Linked DNA regions of Homo sapiens: region 1 is linked to region 2. The links are chromatin loops, found by intact Hi-C in ENCODE. Cell type or tissue: A673. All regions are shown on one strand. Links, peaks and the distances in the headings refer to the core of each region. The heading gives the core; the rest is flanking DNA.

The links. Hi-C counts contacts between places; a loop is a spot of excess contacts. Peaks named below come from ENCODE experiments on the same cell type or tissue, not always from the same donor. Only the 100,000 strongest peaks of a DNase experiment are listed, where the experiment ranks them.
Region 1: it touches region 2 in a loop (13-fold over the local background); 9 of 110 quality-filtered maps call a loop at or near these places.

Annotation. Positions count from the first base shown.
Region 1 is chrX:51,854,840-51,867,502 of GRCh38, reverse strand. It overlaps a transcript of MAGED1 not described here and the pseudogene LOC100631242. Among named protein-coding and RNA genes, the nearest start is that of MAGED1, 32 kb to the left of the region's middle. In A673, for the core only: a CTCF peak has its summit at 6,618 (motif pointing right); a DNase peak (open chromatin) is centred at 6,632.
Region 2 is chrX:51,482,992-51,495,654 of GRCh38, reverse strand. It overlaps NUDT11 (nudix hydrolase 11), which reads left to right. Exons shown (of 2, transcript NM_018159.4): 2 at 3,906-5,644. The coding sequence ends at 3,906. Among named protein-coding and RNA genes, the nearest start is that of NUDT11, 7.3 kb to the left of the region's middle. In A673, for the core only: a CTCF peak has its summit at 7,820; a DNase peak (open chromatin) is centred at 7,794; H3K27ac peaks cover 598 bases.

The DNA of each region.
Region 1 (12,663 bases), core at 2,681-10,680, 370 kb before region 2:
CCTCCCAGCCTACATCTTTCTCTCGTGCTGGATGCTTCCTGCCCTTGAACATCAGACTCCAAGTTCTTCAGTTTTGGGACTCGGATTGGCTCTTCTTGCTCCTCAGCTTGCCGATAGCCTATTGTGAGACCTTGTGATCGTGTAAGTTAATACTTAATAAGCTCCCCTTTATTTTTATGTGTATATATAGTTCTGTCCCTCTAGAGAACCCTGACTAATACAGCTTGGCTTAGGCTCTTGCTCTCTGCCCTTCATCTACATGCTTACAGAAAACATATCATGCATCAAGTGGCCCACTTTTGGCCCAGAGTCTTGTGGTTTTTCACCATTGCTTATGGTGGTTTAGGTAAATCTGCTTAATTCTGGGGTCCAATATTAGGAAGTCCACATTAAAGCCATATTCTCTGAAGTGTTATCAGTAATAAAGATGATGTTTTGAGTTCCATTTATCGGATTCCTACATCTTTCAATTTCAATTGGTTCTGAACCTAGTCAGGAAAGATGAATGTTATTTATTGATCCCTCACAGCTCCACACAATGGATCAATGAAATCATATAAATTCTCTTTACTGGTGTTATCCATGTTTTACCACTAACAGGTTTCTAGGTGGAGTTTGTTTTTGATTAGCATTACCAGCAAACACTGATACAAATTAACATCAAGTCTAAACAAGGATATTGCATTGCCACTACCCCAGATTCCTCCTTTCCCTGAACTAGGAATTCAAATTCTGAATGGGTAGAGTTACCATGGTACAGTAGGTGAAAATTAATCAGGAGTAGAAAAACACCCTTTGATGAAAAAATTTAGAATTTAGTCTTATAGAATGCTCTTGTTAAAAACAGGTTATGTAGAATTACATCTAACAGTCATTTTAGCTCTTTCTTTTTTCTTTTTGCTAGCTAGCTTTGTGTTAGCTTTTGAGACCTTGCATATAAACTTAAATACTGTGCTTGTCTGCTCTCAGTGAAAGAACAATATTTCAGAGTGCAATTTGTGTCCAAGGTGACTAGGCCTAAATATTGGAATGTTCACAGTTTTATCCGGGGACAATCAGTGTTCTAAAGAAATGGCAACTTTTCGCTGGAAATAAGGCAGTGTGAAGATCAGAACTCACATGTGACCTCGTTTCCATAGTAACACCATTCATATCTGCACATAGTTGATATTCTAGCAGTACTGACTCAAATACATTCCAATCTACATCAAGGCCCACAAAGTGATCATTCATAAAAACAAACATTAAAAAGTTTCAGCAGTCAGAGAGAAATAAAACAAAGCTATTAGACAAGATATGTAAAAACTGACTAAAAAGTAATAAGAACACCTGAGGAAAATGCAGCATATACACACAAAAACTTTCTAGAGCTCAAAGCTTTAAAAACAAATTCTATATTAGTCTGTTCTCACACTGCTATAAGGAAATTCCTGAGACTGCATAATTTATAAAGAAAAGAGGTTTAATTAGTTTATGGTTCCACAGGCTGTATAGGAAGCTTGGCTGGGGAGGCCTCAGGAAACTCACAATCATGGCAGAAGGTGAAAGTGAAGCAGGCACATCTTACATGGCCAGAGCAGGAGGAAGAGAGAGAAGGGTGGAGGTGCTACACACTTTTAAACAACCAGATCTCGTGAGAACTCACTATCATGAGAACAGCAAGGGGGAAATCTGCCCTCTTGATCCAATTACCTCCCACCAGGCCTCTCTCCCAAATTAGGGATCACAATTCAACATGAGATTTAGGTGGGGACACAAATCCAAACTGTATCAAATTCCAATTAAACAATAAAATGAAAAATGATGTCAATGATGAGCCCTGAATTACTTGACTAGAAAATTAAGTGCAAGATTTATATCAAGGCACTGAGCAAAAAAACCCAAAAAGCAATAGATACAATGAGATACAAGACAAGGTATCTAGAGGATAGTGTCAATGAACCTAAAATGTGAATATGGGAGATGGATGGGGAGTTAAAGGAGAAAAGAAATAGAAGGAAGAAAGGCAATATTTAACTAAATGATAGAAGAAAATTTCCCTGAGCTAAAGAAAGGGCTACCTGAATTCCAGACAAGATTGAGTACCTGTTCATCCATCCATTCATCAATTTATGCATTCATACATTAATTTAATCAACTCATCTAATGAGGACTTATTACATAGCCAGCATTATTCTAGGCACTTGGGATATATCAGTGAACAAAACAGACAAAAATCCCTGTCTTTGTGGAGCTTACATTCTAAGATATACTCAGGATACCCTGATTAAATTCTTGAATTCAAGGAAACAAGAAAAAAAATTACAATCTTAAAGAGAAAGAGAAACAAAATTTAGAAATCTTCAATGATAAAAACTCTCAACAAATTAGGTATAAGAGGAATGTACCCAAAGGCAGTAAAGGCCGTATATCACAAGCCCATGGCTAACAACATACTCAATGTTGAAAAGTTGTAAGCTTTTCCTCTAAGATCATGAACAAGACAAGGATGCCCACTCTCACCATTTCTATTCATCATAGTACTGGAGGCCCTAACCAGAGCAATTAGTCAAGAAAAGGAAATAAAATGCATCCAAATTGGAAAGGAAGAAGTGAAATTATATCTGTTTGCAGATGACATAATCGTATATACAGAAAAACCTAAGGACTCCATAAAACAAACTATTAGAACTAATAAATGAATTAAGTTACATAATATACTATCAGCATAGAAAAATCAATAATATTTCTATGTACTAACAATAAATAATCCAAAAGGGAAATTAAGAAAATAATCCCATTTATAATAACATCAAAACCAATAAAATACTTAGGAATAAATTTAACCAAGGAGGTAAAAGATCTGTACACTGAAAACTACAAAACAATAATGGAAGAAATTGAAAAAGACACAAATAAATTGAAAAGTATTCTGTGTTCATGGATTGGAAGAATCAATATTGTCAAAATGTCCGTACTAACTAAAGCAATCTGCAGATTCAATAAAACCCCTATTAATAACTAAAAGCAATCTTGAATAAGAAGAACAAAGTCAGAGGCATCATACTTCCTGATTTCACATTACGTTACAAAGCTATAGTAATCAAAACAACATGGTACTGGCATAAAAACAGACACATAGACAAATAAATAAAATAGCCCAGAAACAAATCCATGCATATACAGTCAACTAATCTTTGACAAAGGCATCAAGAATACATAATGTGGAAAGGATAGTTTCTTCAACAAATGGTGTTGGAAAAACTGAATGTCCATTGCAGAAAAAAATGAAATTGGATCATTATCTTACACACACACACACACACACACACACTCTCTCTCTCTCTCTCTCACACCCCTCAACTCAAATTGGAAATTGGATTAGAGATTTAAATGCAAGTCCTAAAACATACAACTTCTAGAAGAAAACATCGGAAAAGGTCCTTCACATTGAACATGACAATGATTTTTTTGTTATTACACCAAAAAGGCAGGTAACAAAAGCAAACATAAACAAGTGGGACTACATCAAACTACAAAGTTTCTACACAGCAAGGGAAACAATCAACAAAATGAAAAGGCAACCCACAGATTAGGAGAAAATATACACAAACCATATATCTGATAAGGGGTTAATATACAAAATATATAAGGAACTCACATAGTTAACTCAGTAGTTAAAAAAAAACACACACAAATAACCCAATTTAAAAATGGGCAAAGGACCTGAATAGACATTTTTTCCAAGGAAGACATACAAATGCCCAACAGGTATATTGAAAGTGTTAAACATTTCTAATCTTCAAGGAAATGCAAATTAAAACCACAATGAGATAACATCTCACACTTGTTATGATAGTTATTATCAAAAAGTCAAATGATAACAAGTGTTGGCAAAAAGTGGCAAAAAGTGAACCTTTATACATTGTTGGTGAGAGTATAAAGTGGTACAGTCACTAGCAGAAACAGTATGGAGGTTCCCCCCCAAAATTAAGAATTGAACATATGATCCAGCAATTCCACTTCTGGGTGTATATCCAAAGGAGATAAAATCACTATCTTAAAGAAGCATCTGAACTCCCCTGTTCATTGCTGCATTTTTAGCAATAGTTACAATATGAAAACAATCTAAGTGTCTGCAACAGATGCATTAAGAAATTGTGTGTATACACACACACACATACATACACACACACAATGGAATATTGTTCACCCTTGATAAAGGAAATCCTGCCATTTGCAACAACACAGATGAACCTGGAGGACACTATGCTAAGTGATATAAGCCAAACACGGAAAGACAAATACTGCATCATCTCACTTATATGCTGAATCTTTAAAAAGTTGAACTCATAGAAACAGAGAGTGGATGGGTGGTTACCCAAGGTCAGCCAGTGTGTGGGGGAAGTGGAGAGATGGTCAAAGGATACAAACTTGTGGTTGTAAGATGAGTAAGTTCTGGAGATCTAATGTACAGCATGGTGAATATAGTTAGTAATAATGTATTACATACTTGAAATTCATTAAGAGAGTAGATCTTAAGTATTCCCACAAAAAAGGTAACTGTGAGTTGATGGATATGTTAATTAGCTTGACTGTAGAAATCATTTCCCAATGTATATTTATATCAAAATATCACTTTGAATATGTATACACCTTGAATACGTATAATTTTTGTCAACTATAACTCTGAGAGCTGAAAAGAGAGAAAATGTCACCTGCAATAGAAAAATTAAATTAGACAGATAGGACTTTCATCAGTAACAGTAAATTTCATGACCTCATTCACTAATTATCCCAGAAATGGCTTTACAGTTCTCAGAGAAGCTAAAATCAGTTTTTGACGCAGAACCTCTGTTTTCCTGGGAGACTATCTAACAGGGGCAACAGTACCCTTTTCTCGTACAACTAGGTTTGTGTTCGCTTTTCCATTTTTTCAAAACTAAACAATATGTTGTTTAAAAACATATATACAAGTGATAAAAATATACGAAAACCAAAGAAATTGTTAATACAAAAATCAGGGTAGTATTATCTCTAGGTGGAGGCGGACAGGAAGGTGTGATTGGATAGGGCACTAAAGTACTGATAATGTTCTATTTCTTGTCCTGGTCGGTGGGTCTGGAGGCATTATTTCATTTTTATTATTTTAAATGTAAATAGTAATTCATTCAACAAATAAATGTCTATCATGTATCAGGCACTATTTTAGGCACTGGAAAAACAGAAATAAATAAAATAGATAAAAATGTGTCCTTATGGAGCTCACAAAGTATCCAAGAAATAATAAAACTTTCCAGAGTCCAAGTACAAAAACATACAAACTGAAAGAGTCTACCTACCAGGTATCTAGGACAACAGATATACAAATATCCACACATCATCATGAAAGTTTAGAATATTAGGGATAAAGTGGAAATCCCAAAAGCTTTCAGGATTGAAAACAGCCCAGACTGGATCAAGAGAGAAGGCTCTACAAAGGGGATTTCTAGAAAATAAATATTCTGAATACTCTGACGTTTTTTAGCAGTTACACAAAAATAGACATATGATAGAGCTAACAGAAAAAATAAGGATATTTTGGGAGGCCAAGGCGAGCAGATCACTTGAGGTCAGGAGTTCGAAACCAGCCTGGCCAACATGGTGAACCCCCATCTCTACTAAAAATACAAAAAAATTAGCCAGATATGGTGGGCGCCTGTAATCCCAGCTGCCTGGAGGCTGAGGCAGGAAAATTGCTTGAACCCAGGAGGCAGAGGTTGCAGTGAGCCAAGATCGCACTATTGCACTATAGCCTGGGTGACAGGGCAAGACTCTGCCTCAAATATAAATATATAAAAATACACAGATAAAAGGGAATTATAACTCTAGAAATGATACAAATGTGTTCAAAACAGAAACATAGACACAATTCACTACCTGTCTCTTTAGTGAACAATGTTTGCACAATCACAATAGTATAAACATCATTAACCAGAAAGTATGCTATAGCTATACTAAAAGAATAGAGAAGGTAATTGAGGGAGAAAAAGTGAATTAAATCTTCATCTACCATAATGGGAAGTCAACAGCTAATATCTGAAATAGGTAACTCATGAAATAATGGTATTTAGATAAAAACCAAAAGAAGTAGATTTCAAAGTTGGCTAATTTGCATTCTAGCCTTCAAGTGTTCAAGTCTGGTGGTGAAAAAAAGTGAAGCTAATACTGCTATTTTTTGTTATTTCTTTTTTAAGCCATACATAGGTCTTGCTATAATATACAGTATATTTACTATAATAAAAAAATTCAAAATAAAATGTCTTTTAATTATAAAGGGAGCGAAGGGATATGATGAGAGTTGAGATGTACTAAAATTAATGAGGCCAATAGAATAGATCAAAAGATGGTGGAGCATATAAATGTGGAAACTGAAGCCCCGCCCCACTGTTTGCTTTTTATTCTTTTGCAACATGGGGGTGGGGTCCAAATTGCTCTTGAATTGTAGAAATAATCGAAGAGGAGCTTTACATTTGAGAAATGACCATGAGAAGACCTGGCAGCTCCATTCTCCCAGGTAGGGTGGGAATGGAATTATGAGTCAGAGACCTGGAAGACTGAAGACAAGAGAGGGAAGATTTATGCTGGGACACACTCAGCTTGCCACAAGAGGGCAGAACAAGAATGCTGTATCTCCTCTGGTCCCCCTCCTACCTTTCTTCTGCTGATTCTCAGCTTTGTCTTCCCTCAAAATGCCTAGGTTTCTGAGATTCTGCCTTGGGTCTTTTTTTTTTCTCACTCCACACCACCCTCTCCCGGGGCAATCTCATTGATACTTCAATTAAAACCACCACTTCTGTATTTGATGACTACCAAATTTCTATCTGATTTCTATCTGTAACCCTACTTGCTTCACAGCAGCAGAATGAATTCCGGACTACCTACTGAATAATTCCTCTTGGACACTGCAAAGGTCATTCTTTCCCCACAAACCTGCTCCTTATTCTGAGTTCTCCATGAATGGTTTTTGCAACTTGTTAACCATCCAAGGCAGAAAGACAACTGGGCATCATCCTTGATTCCTTCTTCTCCGTCAGTCCCCCTATATCTAGTCAGTGACCAAGTTCCAAATTTATTGCATATATGGTATTCTCATTTCATTCCCACTGCCTTAACCCAGATTTCAGTATCTACTTTATAAATAGCCTCCTAACTGGTCTCCCTGCACCCAGTTCTCTTTTCCAATCTATCCATCACACTCCTTTTTTTCTTTTCTTTTTGAGACGGAGTCTCACTCTGTCACTCAGGCTGGAGTGCAGTGGCGTGATCTCAGCTCACTGCAACCTCCCCCTCCCAGGTTCAAGCGATTCTCCTGCCTCAGCCTCCCAAGTAGCTGGGACTACAGATGTGCACCACCATGCCTGGCTAATTTTGTATTTGTAGTAGAGACAGGGTTTCACAGTGTTGGCCAGGATGGTCTGGAACTCCTGACCTCAAATGATCTGCCCGCCTCGGCCTTCCAAAGTGCTGGGATTACAGATGTGAGCCAATGCACCCGGCTATCCATCACACTCCTACCCACAGGATCTTTCTTTCTTTCTTTCTTTTTTGAGACAGAATCTCACTCTGTTGCCCAGGTTGGAGTGCAGTTGCATGATCTCAGCTCACTGCAACCTCTGCCTCCCAGGCAGTTCTTTGTTCATGGCTCCTTTCTCCAAATTCAAAGCCAGCAGCATAGCATCTTCTTCCCTCTCTGACCTCTCCTTTAGTCCTCACATTCTCTCTCTATAAGTCTGGTCCTCCTGCCTCTCTCTTATAAGGATCCTTGTGATTACATTGGGCCCACCCTAATAATCCAGTATTATCCCTGCATCTCAAAATCCTTAATTTGATCACATCTGCCGAAGTCCCTTTTACCATTTCAGGTAATATATATTCACAGGTTCTAGAGATTAAAATGCAGACAGTTTTGGGGGGCCATTTATTCAGCCTACCAACTTCAGGTTTTGCAAATTGTGGGCCGCATGATTCTGCAGAATACCATTCACATTATGACCATCAAAGATATCTGTGTTTATTATGACAATTTTCTAGCAAGTGGTAAGAAAGTCTTTTGAGGAAGAGGTATTATTTTACAATTCACACAAAGGTACCATATAAGCCAGCAGAAGCCCCATAATCTAAAGTGATTAATACTATCACAACACAAGTGTAACACATTCATTCCCCAACTGGGGTTGGAGAGGTCTATTATAGAGTGTTAAGATCCTTGCAGAACCAACAATAATATATTTCAATAACATATTTATTAGGTATGTACTACATGCCAGGCGCCATACTAGACACTTTATACCCTTTATCTAGAATCCTTACAACTTGGTACAGTATTATATCCTGACCTAAAAAAAAAATGAGCAAGGTGAGACTCAAAGAGATTTATTAATATAACTAAAGTCACACAGCTAGAAGGTGGTTAAGCTGGCAAATAAACCCAGTTATACCTGAAGGTAGATCCTGAATACTTTCTGGTGTAGCACACTGCCTCCTTGAAGTGAGAAGGTAGAAAATCAATTTATTAATATTTCTTATACCTTGAGTTTCTGAAAGTCACGCTTATTTTTGACTCAGTGCTAGAGTACTGCATATTCCTGAAGCAATTTCAAATTCAAGTTCCTCTGAATACTGGGTGATACACAAGCAACCTATAGCTAAATCCATCTGGGGAGAAAATCATGCCACATACCCTAGCTTCTCCACTTCCTTATAGGCTGAATTCTACTTTATTTTGGCTTGTTTGGTTATAATTCCTAGAATGACCTGACTCTGTTCCTGAAGCTCTCACCACATCTGTCCTCTCCATTCCTACTCAATCTTTTTAAGAACTGGGTAACTCTACCTTGTTCCTGATGGTGAAGCTATCCTGGCCAATCCCAGAGCCTGTGCTTTCCATCCCACTCCACGTTGTCTACACCACAGAAAGTGGTTAGGGTGAGCATTTGAGAACAGAATTTTGTTATTAATGAAATCTTTCAAGATTGGAAGTAATCCCTATTCAAAGGGATAATATAAATATGATAAAGTCTTTATAGTCCTTACTAAATTTGATAGAACCCAATGTAGAGTCTCTAATTCCAAAACTGACTGAAGGCTCCCAATACTCACTGAAGAGTGAATCCTGATTTCTGAAGGAATTTCTTAATAATGAATAAAGACTAACACATCCTTGAAGATTTACATATTGCCACTATAAACCCAGAACAATTAAACTCTCTAGGACTCAAACCCTGGCTCTTCCAGTGACTAGTATGTGATCTTGGGGAAGTTTTTCCACCTCATTTCTTTGGTTTCTTCATGTGTGTGTAAAACAACGAGGATTTCTACATTGTATGATTATTGTAAAAAAATGATTAAACAATGTAAAGTTCTTGTAGTGCTTGGCACACTGGCAGGCGTGTAATTATGTGGTAACTATTTTAACTTTTACAAAGAATCTTTTTTTCATTTTTACCAAGACGTGATTTTCTCATAAAGACTTTCCCACACACATTACATTAATAAGATTCCTGCCACTCTGTATTTTCTGATGCTGAGTAAGATTAAACTTCAGATTGAAGGCCTTTCCACACTCACTGCATTTAAGCGAACTCGCTATAGACTTGCCAATATCAAATAAGGCTGATATCCTGCTGAAAGCATACCCATAATTTTTTACGTACATAGAAGGTGATGCCTTTATGAATCCTCTGATAATGAATAAGACTTAGCCTCTAATTGAAGGCTTATTCATTACAGGTACAGAGTGTCTGTCCACTATGAATCTGCAGATGATGAACAAGGATTGATTTCTGTTTGGAGGTTTTTGTATATTCATTGTAAAAGATTATCTTTGATGACAAATAAAATTTGAGCTCTAGATTAAAAACATTTCCATATTCATTACACTGAAAGGATCTCTTTCCATCTCCGCTATAAATTTTCTAATGTTTTTGAAGGTCTGTTATCTCCAGATACCCTTTCCCACATTCATCATTGCATAAGGTTACTTTCCACTATGAATTCTCTCATGTTTAGTAAAGTCTGAGCTGGATCTGAAAGCCTTTCCACATGCATTATGAGCATAGGGTTGTTCTCCACTATGAATTCTCTCATGTTAAAAAAAACAGTCTGAGTTTGTCTTGAGGCCTTTCCCACAGTCAGTACACTCATAGGGATTCTGTCCAGTATAAACTTTTGCATGATTCAAAAAGCTTCATCACCCACTGCAATTTGTCCAGCATTGGGAAAGTTTTTCTACCCTATGAAATTTCTGGTGTTGAAAGAGAATCATGTCCTGCCTTTCCACATTCTTATGGCCATAACAAATCAATGAATTCTCAGGTGTGAGTCCTCAGATGGTAAGTAAGACTGGCATCATGATTAAAAATTTCTTTATATTCACTACATTCACAGCATTCATAGGGTTTCTCTTTATCATGAGTACTCTGAGGTACCTCCCTTGAACACTGACAAAGGGCTTTTTGACATTAATCACATACATAAGACTTTTCCCCATGAGAACCTCCCCAGTGTCTCACAAATTCTAAAACCTTTGCAAGAGTTATGGTCATGTGAATCATATCTCTGTGCTTTTTTTCCTAGAAGATTCCCATATATAATATGCATCTAGCTTGCCTTTCCTCAGTTAATTCACTCACAGCCTTTCTCTTCAGTAGTATAAGTGGCAGTACTGTGCCTGTAACAAATTTCCCTGCGTAAGGAATACATTCAACTCTTCCCTGCCAAGCTTTCCTGCAGCCATTCCTTTACCTATATGTCATCACATGCCAAGTCTTCTCCAAAGAAGAGACTCAGACCAATAGTCCTTGGATTCTGGATCCATAACATTCTTTGGAATTTCACTTTTTCTGAAATTTCCCTCTTTAGAGTAGAACTCACTCTAAATCATAATCTTATCACCTAAAATGATAGACTCACATACATAAATGGGCAAAGAACATGAGTAACAGTTCACAAAAAAGGAAATGCAAACAGATTAATAAATACATGAAATATTCCATTTTGTTAGTCATCAATTAATGTAAAGTGAAACAACCATGAGAGTTTATTTTTCCTTTCTCATTCCCACCAGCAGCTTATATGAATGCCTAACTGACTATTCTCCTTCCTGGTATGAATGTAAATTAGTACAATTTTCTGGAAAACAATTTTGCAGTATGTAATTAAAAACCAGAGAATAGTCATACCTTTTGACCCAATAATCACTCTTCAAGCAATCTATTCCAAACAAATAGTCAGATATCCAAACATCCATGTACAAAACTACTTATGGAAGCATTTATATTAGTGAAAAAATGAAAACACCTGAAAGGTCCAAGAATATGAAATTGATTAAGTAAATTGTGGTATATTTTAATGATGGGATATTATGTAGTCATCAGAACTATTGTCAAAGAATTGTTATCGACAAGTGGGAATTCTTAAAAGATAACTTTTAGAGAAGAAAGCAGGTGTTATGGGCTGAACTGTGTCCCCTCAAAATTCATACGGTGAAGTCCCAACCCCTAGTACCTCAGAACGTGACTACACTGGAGACAAGATCTTTAAAAAGGTAGTTAAATTAAAAATGACATCATTAGTGTCTAGTTAGGTAGTTAAATTAAAATGACATCATTAGAGTTCTAATCCAACATGCCTGGTGTCCTTATAAGAAGAGGAGATAAGCCCGGTGCGGGGGCTCATGCCTGTAATCCTAGCACTTTGGGAGGCCGAGGCGGGCAGATCATTTGAGGTCAGGAGTTTGAGACCAGCCTGGCCAACATGGTGAAAACCCGTCTCTACTAAAAACACAAAAATTAGCCGGGCATGGTGGTGGGCACCTGCAATCCCAGCTACTCAGGAGACTGAGGCAGGAGAATTGCAAAAATAAAATAAAAAGAAGAGGAGATAAAGACAGAGATATACAGAGAAGGAAAACCATGTGAGGACACAGGAAGGAGAAGACGGCCATCTACATGCCAAGGAGAGAGGCCTGAGAAGAAACCAACCCTGCCAGCACCTTGATCTCAGACGTCTAGCCTCCAGAATTGGGAAAAAATAAATTTCTATTGTTTAAGCCACCCAGACTGTGGTACACAGTCCTAGCAAATGATACAAAACTGTATATACTGAAAAGAAATATATCAATTACTGAATAGTATTTATCTCTAGTTAATAAAACTGTGGGTCACTTTTATTTCCTTCCTAATAAAGTTTTGTTGTTCTCTAAAATCTTCAAAATGAGCATGTCTCTACTTTTATAATGTAAAATACGTAAAAAAGGAAGATATCCATAACTAAACAGCTTAAAAAATAATACACAGAAAAACATAACTTTTACTTAATGAAAAGAAGCTGACAAAATAAGACAGAGAATCAGCTGAGAAATTAAGGCCTGCTGAGACCCAGTGATATGTCTCACTTTGGGGTGGCCTCCCAAATCAGGGAGAGAGGGACATGAAGAAACAAAGTGATATGAGGATGACTGGTTTATCTGGAGGACAATGCAGAGGCAATGAAAAGAGATTAAATTGAGTAGGGAAATGGGAAGATTATCTGAACAAAGGAGGTGTTGACTGTGTAGAACTAGGAGAGGAAAGCAAGGATTGGGAAGAACGTAGACGGTAAGAGATCTTCAGGAGACTGAAGAAGATGATGCAACAGAGGAGA
Region 2 (12,663 bases), core at 3,077-11,076:
TTTTGGGAGGTGTGTGTGGGGGGCGAGGGGTGGGTGGGGATTGTGTGTGGAGTGTGTGTCTGCCTGTGCGCCCTGTGATGTTTTTGGTTCTTTTATATTTCACACATATTCGTGGGTGAGCGTGCGTGCGCATTTTTGATACCAGCCTTGTGGTTTGTTTGGTAGTGGAGGCCTTTAAAGTCTGACCAGCTTGGTTGTGTGGCATCTTTTAGTATTCTTTTTCCCCTTTAGTTTTCTCCTTCACAGCGTTCGCCCTTGTTGTCAGGGAGGCCTTCTGTGGTGGGAGTTGGTTTAAAAGATCAGTTTTGAATTTTTTTAAAAATTGGGAAATCCTACATGTTGTGCTCTTTCTGCACTCTACAGTCACTTTAGCTTCTGAAATGGGATCTCATTTGCCCCTTTCAGAAATTTCTTTTTCTGTTTCTATATGTAGATCATTTGGTTTTCAAAAAATTTTCACAAGTGGTAATTTTTCACTGCTGACTTCAAATGGCTATTTCCCATGTAGATTAACCTTATTGAATAGATGCTGCGGAGGATCTGCTAGCCAAACACATCTTATCAGAAAAACCGTATTCACAGAATTTGATTTCCCATACTCAACTTCCAACTCCCATTGCCCCTTACTGGATACCATAGAAGAACCATGGTTCTCTGGATTTAAGTTCGTTTTTGAAAGTGGTCTCCCTCCCATATTTGAATGTAGTGACATTCCGCTTAAACCTCCCTGACTCCCAGTAACCACAGGAATGGAATCTTTTATGGTGATTACATCCCAACTGAGTTAGCTCTAGTGATGTTCAGCTGGTACAGAATTGTCAAACTATTAGGATTCCTGAACAATCTCTCTTAACGATAGAGAATAATTGTTTTGTCTCACAGGACACCCTATTCTAGGTGCAGGTGACCAGCATCTACATCAAGAACTTAACGTTGCCTGTAATCCAAAAACCTCCTACTCATTATTTTGCTCTCCTGTCTTTTAATACCATAGAAAAGTTCCTTTTGAAACCGTCTCTGCTGTTTTTTTTTTTTGCTGCCCCCTTGTGTGCTTTTTGTATTTTACCCTTCAAAACACTGAAATATTTTTCTCTATTTGGAGTACATTGTAATTTCACAAATAATATTTTTTATGCTGCTAAACAGTGAGTGCCGTTGCACTTTCTAAAGAAATATGGTGCCACTGTTTTGAAAAGAAATATTACAACAACACATTTAAGTATAGGTAAACAAAGTACAAATCTGTTTCTCAAAATATTTTCTGCACTAATGCTATCAAAGGAAAGAGTAAACTAGAAATTGTGGCTTTTTAAAACTTACAACAGTTTTATTATCTGAATTACATGGTCTGATCAAATACGGAGTATTTTTCTATTTTTCTCTTAACAAAGTGATACATGTTGAATATATATATTTGAACCACATATTTTAAAAAATATTTTGTAACTTTTAATTCCAGGGGTACAAGTGCAGATTTGTTCCGCAGGTAAACTTATGTCATGGTTATTTGTTGTACAGATTATTTCATCATCATGAAGCACATATTTTAAATTCCAAACAATTTGACTTAATTATTCAGTCTAAAATGGATCTTAAGATTTTCCTCAATAACCTAATTATTACAGAAGGTTCTTGTTTCTACATTAATATTGACCTAGGAGGTATACTAGATTGTATTTTATGGATATTTTTGTAGATGAAATGTGTTCCACATGAAACACTGTCACGATTACTTTGGAGACTTAACTCGTACTTTCTATCATTAGAAGTAATTATGCATCATCTTATTTGGTTCTTAAGTTATGTATCTGACAAAGTAAAAATTAATGTACAGCATTCATAGTAACCCTCTCTTAAGAATTGTTAGCTTATAAATATGTCGTGGTTTTTCCTTTTCTTTTTTTTTTTCCAGAAACACTTAGAATATGTAGTGTTACTTTTCAAGGCGTACTGTTAAATTAAGTAGTTTTTGTAAAATATTCTCTGGAACTTAGTCTCATCAGAATAGTTAAGAGCGCCAAGGAGATTCTTTTTTTCTCTTCAAAACTAAGTCAAGAGTTTCAAGTTAAAAGCATTAGTACAGAAAATGTTTTGAAAAACTGAGATTTGTACTTTGTTTACCTATACTTAAATGTGTTATAAGATTTGTTTTCGGAACAGTGGCACCACATTTCTTTAGAACAGAGGTAGTATATAGAAAATTTCTGCCACTTCAGTGCTCCAAAATTTGATGTATAGTTGAGATTTTTTTCCTTCTAAGAGTAGTAGAGTTCACTTGTACATTATTTCTTTTGTGATAGCAGAAAAATGTACACCTAAATTTTACAGCCCTGTCTTGATAAAGAAAGGAAAAAGAGTACACAGACAATTGAGGTTTGCAGACATGAATCAGATTTATTTTCTGCATGTTTTATAAATAGCTTACATTTTCAGCTGGTCAAGTGTTTTATTCTTGTGAATATATAAAGAGGAAACATTAATATAGATGCATATACTGGAAACAATTGGTGCTGTGTCTATAATATATACAGTTTTTCTCAAGAAGTATGTGTGTGTTTAGATACAAAATCTGTTGACTACACTTTAAAGAAACAAACTAAAGGGAAGAAACTCGAAAATAATTTTGTTGCTTTATTTGCATAGATTCATTTGCAACAATTGATGTAAAGGTTTTAAATTCTTTCTGTGATTTCATTTCAGAAGGTTAGTATAAGAATGCCAATTTGTTTACAGTTAGAAAATGTGTATTTGCCTGGCAGAGCTTTCACCTCTAGAATTCCCTTGTGGGGGAGCCACCAGGTACTCTCTGAAAGACTTTAAACAATATTTTCCTGGTAGTGGTCTCTTGATAAGATAGCTATTAATACTAATGGTATTTAGCAGATTTTAAATATGTTTGGGCAAACAGCACTATAAGAAGTGGAAGTTACTATGCTGACTGTGCTAAAACATAACACTTTTATAAGAATAAGAGAGCATGGGCTGGGCATGGTGGCTCACACCTGTAATCCCAGTACTTTGGGAGGTCGAGGTGGGCAGATCACTTGAGGTCAGGAGTTGGAGACCAGCCTGGCCAATATGGCGAAACCCCAACTCTACTTCTAATTATTAATGAAGTAAAACTACAAAAATCAGCCAGGCATGGTGGCACGTGCCTGTAATACCTTCTATTTGGGAGGTTGAAGCAGGACAATCTCGTGAAACCAGGAGGCAGAGGTTGCAGTGAGCCAAGATCACTCCAGCCTGGGCGACAGAGTGAGACTACGTCTCAAAAAAAAAAAAAAAGAGTGAGCGCATGATGTGATAGAAACTACATTGGGGGTTTGAAGTCAGACAGATCTAGTTCCAGTTCTTCCTCACTGAAACTTAAGCCAAGTTATCTAACTATCTGACGCTCAGTTTAAAAAAAAAATCTGTTGTTGGAGATAGTAAAAATAGACACTTTACAAACATCTCCAATGAGAAGCCTTTCCTGACCACCTGGGTTAAGAAACCCTCTTCTGTGTCATGGTTCGCAGAGTTTATTGTACTTAATCTGTTTTCTTGGCCATGTGGTCACTGGACTGAAAACTCTTTCGTGGGTGGGAATCAGCCTGAATTATTTCCATGAGTCTAGAGTCTGTAACATGGAATTTAGGATATTTTATGTCTTAAATGGTCACTCCTCTTTTACAAAACTTCTGATATCGCTGCTTTCCTGACTTTTTTACATCATGGTATACATTGGCTTATAACCCCTCAGTTGCTGATCCAGACTCATTGATTGCATCTGCATTAGATAATTCTGTGGAAGTGAAGTGCTTGATGCAAAGTGATTGATGTACATAATAAGCTCTTGGTACATTTGTCAGTTGGAGGAATTATTAACATAAGCCTGCTAATTGTGTGTTGGTTTGTTTTTCCAGATGAACAGCAAAGATGTTCAGTATTGTGCTGAAAGAAACATTGATGTGAACCCAGTGATCAGTGGAATTGTCAAGTACAGGTGAGCACTTCTGTGTTCCCAAGAAGACAGCTCATCTGGTTTCTTCCTGCATCTTGGGACACTCCTTCCCTGTCTATACCACTGACTCTTGCTCTGGTTGTTGTACTCTTATACGTGAATAGACTCTTAATTCAGCACCTATAGCCTTTTGTTGTGCTTTTTTGATGTGTCTGCCTTCATTAGACTATGATGTCTTTGAGAGCAAAGACTATTTTTCCTTACTCTTTGCATATTCTGCATCTGAGACACTACTTGAAATATGGTTGGCATCACTGAAGGTTCTTTGATTCAATTAATATTTTGTAATCACCGTGTGGCAAAACATTCCCCTTCCAATCTGGTGCTAGTAGAGTATATGCTATCTAGGCACCATGTGTGTGGCTTTTGTGTATCAGGTGTTTCAGAAATATTTCAAGACAGTTGTAAGATGTTTGAGGACAAGAATTATTACTCCTATTTCTATGTCATACCACACAGTAGCTGCACAGTTTTAAGATTATGCCATCACCTAGGGTAATGTTTTGTAGAATCAGTCCTTCGTGTAACAACTCTAGTGTTTTTGTACTGTTGATGATTTGCTTAAATTTTATTCAAAAACTATCACTTGCTATAAAGGTAATTGTAAAAATAAATACAGTGGACGCAAAATAATGTTGTGAGTTTTTATAAAAATAAATTTTAAAATGATATATAAGACATTTTTTTGCAATGCCTGCCCTAACCACTTCTTACATGTCATCTTAACATCTCTTTGAGGAAACACTGTTTCCTCATTTTACAGATTTAACATACTGTATTATTTGATGCCAGAGCCAACAGGCTATATCATAGGCAGTTTCCAAACTTAATTATGCCATTTAGTTTGTCTAGATTTCTTTTGCCTCTCTCACTGATCCATTTGGCTGTAGTTTTCATCCCTTTTCCAGTACACACAGCTAGCTCCTCATCCTACCTGGTTTCTGCATATGAGAATGCAGAGGGCTGAGAGAGGGCAAAATTGTTGTCATTTAGAAAAGGCATTTAGGAAAGAGGCTGCTATTAGAGGGGAACACAAAGTGAAGGTTTTTTTAAAAAAGAGGACTTGCATCAGCTGCCTCCAGAACAATTTTAAGAAAATAACAAAGATGTTTAGAAGAAATCTTACGGAGTTTGCCATGGGATGTGTGATATCAGCAGTCTTCAGCTCCTTACAAATTACCAAAAGTGGTTCTAATATGCTAGTTTGTTTGATTTTTTCTTTTATATTATAAAGCAATTGCATCGATAAAAGCTTGGACTCCATTTTAGTGTGACACTCTTCCTCATGATACCAGTGAAATGTATTGATTGTGTCCCCAGTTGTTACATAATTTGAAATAAAAATATAACTTCTTGATTTATTGTTTTTTAAGATGTGATATGGTACTGTGGTTATGTTGTTTTAAAAAATGATTATCTTTTAGAGAAGTATACTGAAAAATGTACAGGTGAAATGATATGTTACTGGTATTCGCTTCAAAATCATCTGAGTGTGGGGTAATTGAGTACATAGATGAAACAAGATTGGCCATAAATTGGTAATTGCTGAAGCTGTGTGATGGATGTTTGAGAGTTCATTATACTATTCTCTATACTTTTGTATATGTTTGAAATTTTCCATAATAAAAATTGAAAAAAGTATTCTTCAGAGTTTACTTGTAGGCCCCCTCTCTCCTAGACTTAAGTGCAGAAGGCTGATCAGAAGACAGATCCACAGCCCAGAAAGATTGATTCCTCCTCTCCGAAAACCTAGCTTTTGTTCTTGAGCTAAACTTGTTTGCAGACTGCTCTTCCGTTAGTGTGAATTTTTCCTTGCAAAGCCCCCAGTTCTACATGCCAAAGGACTTTATCCCCTTCAGTATGTCACACATTACCGGAAAACTTTAAACCCTAGTGGTGGACATAAGTTTAGGTTCCAGTTGGGACACTCATTCTACTATTTACCTTTTTAAAAAAGGGCACTGAATTTGTTTTTTCTGACTACAAAATTAATTCATCTCAATTTCAGAAAATTTTTAAAATTCCAAAATAATAAATAAAAAATGAATAAGATCTAGTATTTGATAGCACAACAGGGTGACTATGGTCAATAATTTCATTGTACGTTAAAAAATGACTAAAAGTATAATTGGATTGCATGTAACACAGGATAAATGCTTGTGGTGATGGATGCACCTTTTATCCTGATGTGATTATTACACATTGTATGCCTTTATCAATATCCCATATACCCCATACATATATATACCTACTATGTACTCAAAAAAATTAAAAATAAAAATTTAAATAATTACATGTAAAAAAATCACACGATTCCTCTACACAGATAACCAAGTTTAAATATATATAATTTCCAGTCTTTCTATTTACAAATATATATAATTCAAACAAGGATAGCACAGGTGTGCCTCATCCAGAATATTTCCAAATAATCCATGATCTTTTTATTGTTAAGTATATGCCATACAGGCATCTCGCTATTCCTTAGAATTTTTTAGGCTAATGCGCAGGGCCATAATGGAATTTGTACTGCTTCTGCCTTGCATAAGTATAAAAAGCATAGCAGAAAACTTGGGTCTGAAATTTAGACCAAGCTCTAGTCACCAAGACTTAGTGCAGGGTGGAATAGGCCTGTTTTGTGTTTGCTTTTGTTTCCTAATTCCCACACAGACTTTTTACTTACCAAGCACTGAGGCTGGGGACAAGCCATCAATTCAGAGGGGGTGCTCTTGTAATAAATCATACAATTGCAGTGTATTGGCTAAAAGTAGGCCTTTTATTAGTTTACCTGTTTTCCAGAAAGTTGTCTTTGTCTTCTCTGGCTTCTCAGCAAGCCACCATATCACTGCCTCTCTGCAGGCTCTGACCCTCATGAAGTTGCTGCTCCTCTGGGCACAGTGGTATCCAAGTGGTAAATAACTCTGGACTCAAAAGGGAATCCTGCTCTCCCTCTTCTACCTTCTTACCCCATAATGTGCCCACACCCTTCCCTAATTTCTTACAGCACCATCAGAGACTAGGCCGTGACTTTTAATGAGATTTTACTGAAGATTACCAGATAATGTGAGGGAAATGTAATACAAAAAATACAATTTACAACTACTGCACAGTGTATACTTGAAGGGTCAGACACTTTGTAGGTTTTGTTGCTAGACTAGTCCTCTGACCCACGCTGACTCCAAATGGCCTAGAGAAATCCCTCCATCCTCCAACCCCTACCACTACCAAAAACTGAGAGTCTGCAATTTCAAATTATGGACACTGATATTCCCATACCTGAGGAGAGGGGAAAGTTGTTCCCTCAACTCAGTCTCCAAATAGCACTTGAGATGTCTCAAATTTCTATTCCCAGAATTAAGGCTATAAACCTGAAATCAGTGAAATGAATCAAAAGACTGGAATGTGGTGGGTTGGGAATGGAAATTCAGTTTTATCTTACTCAAAAGCTCATGTTCTTTAGATGAAGATGATGACAACAGCTTATAATGAATTCAGTGGTCCTCCTTTATACCGGATGGTAAACATGGAGAACCAAAAAGCCCATCCACGGTCCAAGAAGATCCATTAACACTGTGACCTGTGTAAGTCTTCACAGCAATGTGAAGAAGCAGGCCAAGACCTCTGGGAGTTTAGACTTTGGGGCTAGTGCTGAGGGGATAGAGGGCTCAGGGCAGAGTTGGTAACAATTATTTTTCTTTTATCTACTCACTCAAACTTAGACCTCATTTCTTGGGTGTTAAAAGAAGACTATGTAGGTAGACTGCAAAGTCATTCTTAGCAGATGGTTCCAGTGGTGGCATGATGCACCCTAGTGGACATTTAAGGAGTTAGCTCAGTCCTAATGTATTTTTAAAGAAAAATTTATTACACTATTTTCACATAAATTATTTGAGCTCAAAGTCACATGGGGGCAGGGGAGGTTCTGTTAGCTCCATTTCAGATGAGAAAATTGAGTCTCAGCAAGGTTAGGTAAAATGATACAGGTCACGCTTCCAATACAGAACAAAGTTGGGATTAGATAACCAGGTATGCAGAATGCTGTTGCCATTCTGCCATTAAAAATGGCTGCTCTTGGGCGAACGCGGTCACTCACGCCTGTAATCCCAGCACTTTGGGAGGCCGAGGAGGACGGATCACGAGGTCACGAGATCGAGACCATCCTGGCTAACACGGTGAAACCCCGTCTCTACTAAAAATAGAAAAAATTAGCCGGGCGTGGTGGCAGGCGCCTGTAGTCCCAGCTACTCTGGAGGCTGAGGCAGGAGAATGGCGTGAACCCGGGAGGCGGAGCTTGCAGTGAGCCAAGGCACTCCAGCCTGGGCGACAGATGAAGACTCTGTCTCAAAAAAAAAAAAAAAAAATGCTGCTCTTGCCACAAAAACAGAAAAGAAAGCGCAACTCTGTGAGATGATGTATATGTTGATTTGCTTCATTATAGTAGCTGTTTCACTATCTATATGTATCCCATAACATGTATACCTTAAATATACACAAAATCTATTTTTAAAAGTTTACTATTACATTTGATTTAGAGCAAGGAAACCTTTCCCAGAAACACTTGCTGTCCAAGACTATTTACATTGACCTTTTTCTAATTCTGAATTAAATCTTAGTACTTAATATATGAAGAAGGGGCCTTCATCATGTTTCAATCAGTAAAATTTTGAGTTATTTAAGCTGTATTTTTCCATCTAGGTTTAACCTGGTAGATAAATAGTCAAGTATTTGCACTGATCTAGTGCCTCCATCCTTACAACTGTGCTTTAGCTGTGATAAAGCTATTCAGAACTTTAGGCCAAGAATTCTGCTACCTCAGGGTATGTGGGTTGAGCAAATCAGAAATAGCTCCTGTCTTTATGGAACTCTCAGTGTATTGAGGAGACATTATACATTCCAACAAAATGTACTAAGTATTTTTTATGATAGTGGGGATTCAGTCGGCTCTGCTAGCTCATAGTACAGGGAACTAATCTATATGAGGCTAGGAAGAAGAGAAAAAGTTTCTTGGAGGAAATGCCATGTAATTTGACATCTAAAGGATAAATAGGATTTAGCCAGTAAAAGTAGTGAAAGGGTATTCCACAGAGAAGGAAGAATAAATGTGAGGTTCTGGAAGACAGATAAAATATGGTGCTTCGGGGAACAAGAACTTGTTCATTATGTCTAGAATGTAGTGTAAGGGTATAAAAGAAAAGAAAGGATCTTCTGGAGATGAAACTGATGGGGTAAGAAAAATCTAGATTATAGAGAGTCTGATGTGACTTGTTCAGGGATTTGAGGAAAGGAGACATGACCTCAATCCGAAGAGTAGAAAATTGTTTGCTAAAGGGCTAAGAAGAGGCTGTGGTAATAGTCCGGGTGAGAAATGATGGTGACCTGAACTAGGGTATTGACTATGTTGAAAGAAGTAGATACATTCAAGAAATATGTGAGCCAGGCACAGTGGCTCATGCCTGTAATCCCAACAATTTGGGAGGCTGAGGCAGGAGGATTGCTTAAGCCCAGGAGTTTGAGGCTGCAGTGAGCTATGATTGTGTCACTGCACTCTAGTTTTGGTGACCAAGCAAGGCTTTGTCTCAAAAAAAAAAGATGTAAATATGTGGCATTTAAAGGAGTATAAGTTGATTAATTGGATGTTGGAGTTGAGAGAGAGGTGTGGATATCATGGATATATTTTTAGAATATTTGGCTGGAGCAACTGAGTTGATGGTGTGCCATTCCCTTAGATGGAACCTAATAGAGGAAAAATATAAAAGCACCTACTTTCTGCTCCAAAAGTGAAGCGGTACTTTTAAGTCAGGAATCCTGTACTTCTTCCCCCTATGCAGGCCTGAGAAGAATGTGAGGTTAATTTTATAAATGTGAATTTCTGGTACCCAAGGGGCATTAACTTGGAGATGTTCAAAAGGCCGGAGATACCCTGATGTGCAGCCTAGGAAAGAAGAATGAGCCGGAGATGTAGATTTTGGAGTCATCAGTGCATGGGCAGTAGGTGAAGAGGATATAAATGAGATCATCCAGTAGAGAGTGTAGAGAGAGGACAGTGAAGATCTCTTTGAGTAGTATCAACATTTAAGGACTTCCAGATGGTTATGTAACTGAGTATTTCATATTTCTAAGAAAAAGAGAATGAGTTATTATTTTTTATTTTGGTTACTCCTTTTCTGTTTTTTCCTTTTCTCCCTGTTCCCCACTTCCTGCTTAGCCCTTTAGAAATTCAATTATAACCTTTTACCTCCACTTCACTAGACACTTCCTACAAGGCAATTTCATCTAACTATGTGCTTAGAAGCTCCAGTGTGGAACTCTCTCCCACAAGGAGACTGCCAAAAGGACAACAGTCAATTTACAGCCCAAAGTATGCCTGCTACAAAACTCTCCCGCCTGGAGAGCTTCAACCACCTTTACAACCTAGTTCTGTCCATGAAGAAGCCAACTCGACTGCCTGGTAGATGAAGCAACAAAGTGAGCACGCAGACACCCACCTGTTTGCTTCCTCCCCTGCATGCCATTTATTCTAGGCCCCCTTTTAAAAGCATGCACTTTCTGCTCCAAAAGTGAAGCGGTGCTTTTAAGGAAGGAAGTCTGTACTTCTTCCCCTAAGCTAGGTTTTGAATAAAAGGTCACTTTCTTTATACCAGACCTCGCTCTTGTTAATTGGACTATGCAAGTGGCAAGCAACTGAACCTGCATTTTGGTTACAGTTTTGGTGGCCCATATGGGGAAGTTCTGTGTGCCCTAGGCGATCCAAGCCTGTCAGCCTGGTTTCATCACTGGGTCAGGCGTGGGGTCGCCTGTGAGTGCCAGCTGCTCTTGGCTAGCAGACCCGTGACAGGACCATTAGGGAACTTCACAGCAGCTGCCAGAAAGGCTTTTGTTCTTGGTGAACCTCCCTTTCACCTCCCAGCATGATGTCTGCTGCTTTCAATCCTTCACGGGTACAAAGAAAGTGACCTCTGAAGAAGCCAGCAAACTCTGGAATTGAGTGAGTGAGTTAGAGTGCACCTGACCACCTTCTGCCTCTCTTGGGGTGCTGCGGGGCCCTGCTTTATTTAGACTTGGCTGATAGTGACACCATTTCATCATTTTATACATTTACATTTGTTTGTATGTGCAACACCAAAGGACCATTTGCTGGGCTTGGACTCAGCTGCCTGTGGAGCCATTTGGAACTGGGGCGGGGGATTCAGGACCTCACCCAATCCCTTGATTGGTGATTCATTCGGAAGCATGCTGTTTGTTTCCATGTGTAAATGTATGACTTTGTGTATGGGCCCTGATCACTTTACTCTCTACCTCCAGTTTCACCCTTCTGACTATCTGGGAGAGCCTCCCACTTGGGGTACTGAGGCTCTCTTTAATGGAAGATAAATGAGAATGGTGGGGGTAGTGACCCTGCACTGTGTGATGGCTGGAAGGCTCCCAAGTTTCCTTTCAGTCACTTTACCTCCTTTCTTTCTCATTCCCCACTCGTAAAACCTTCTTCCCCTCCTTTCTTTCTCATGCCCCACTTGTAAAACCTGGCTTCTGTGTGGAGGCCTGCCAGGCTATATCTTTCTCTTCTTTTCTGCCTGCTTTAAATCTGCTGTTACTAAGCTGCTGGTACTGAGATAGGACTCATTATTTGTGGACTAACTAGAACGTAAACATTGGAAACTCACTTGAAACTGAAGGGGAAAAGGGTAAAATGTTTCTTTTTAAAAAAAAGCCACCACAGGGAGTGCTTTACCAAAATTTAAGTTCACAGCTTTTACTGGATTATGTATTGGGGCAAACAAAATTTAGCCATGTAAACAAGTTCCAATCTCATGAAAGAATAGCTTAGCAGTGTGAATTTCACCATAAAGTGGTGAGTTTGTATATTTTTTTTGACAGAGACTAATTTTAGTTCAGTGGTAACTTCTAAATCTGAGTTATTGACAAAATGCCCATATGTTTAAGGTTCTTACTTAAACACCTAATGTTTACAGGCTTTAAAATGGTTAACAGGGAAATAACTTTAAATAATGACCACCTTTGTGTAATATCTCAATTTTCAGAAGTAATCTAAATAAACTGTTAGAAATGGGAAAATTGGGTACATATAAATGACATAAATGCTTGTAAGTAGACTTATGTATACTTTAAAATCTTAGAATTGTTTTGGATGCTTATTGGATGTCTGGGTCATTTCCAATTAAAAAGGGGTTGCTGTGTGGGAAACATGTTCCAAAAATTGTGGAATGTTCTCATCTATAAACTGCTAATATCGATACACAGTTCAGGACTTCTTGCTTCCTAGGTTTATATAAAATGTACCAAAGAACATGGGCTCTTATTGTGTCCAGAATTGTTTCCTTCCGGTGGGTTCTTGGTCTCGCTAACTTCAAGAATGAAGCTGTGGACCCTCGCGGTGAGTGTTACAGTTCTTAAAGATGGTGTGTCCGGAGTTTGTTCCTTCCAATGCCCAGACTTCAGGGTTGATTCCCTCCTCAAGCAGGGGACAACAAATGGGTAACTTGTTCCCCATATTCATGTAGATAATAGCTCCAGCTTTGGCTAATATATCCCTCCCTAATAAGGGTGTGGGACATCCAGGCATAACAAGAAAGGCATGTGAAAAGAGCAAAGTCTCCCAATTACAACTGAGGAGGTGGGAGAAATACTTGGTTACAGGCTGT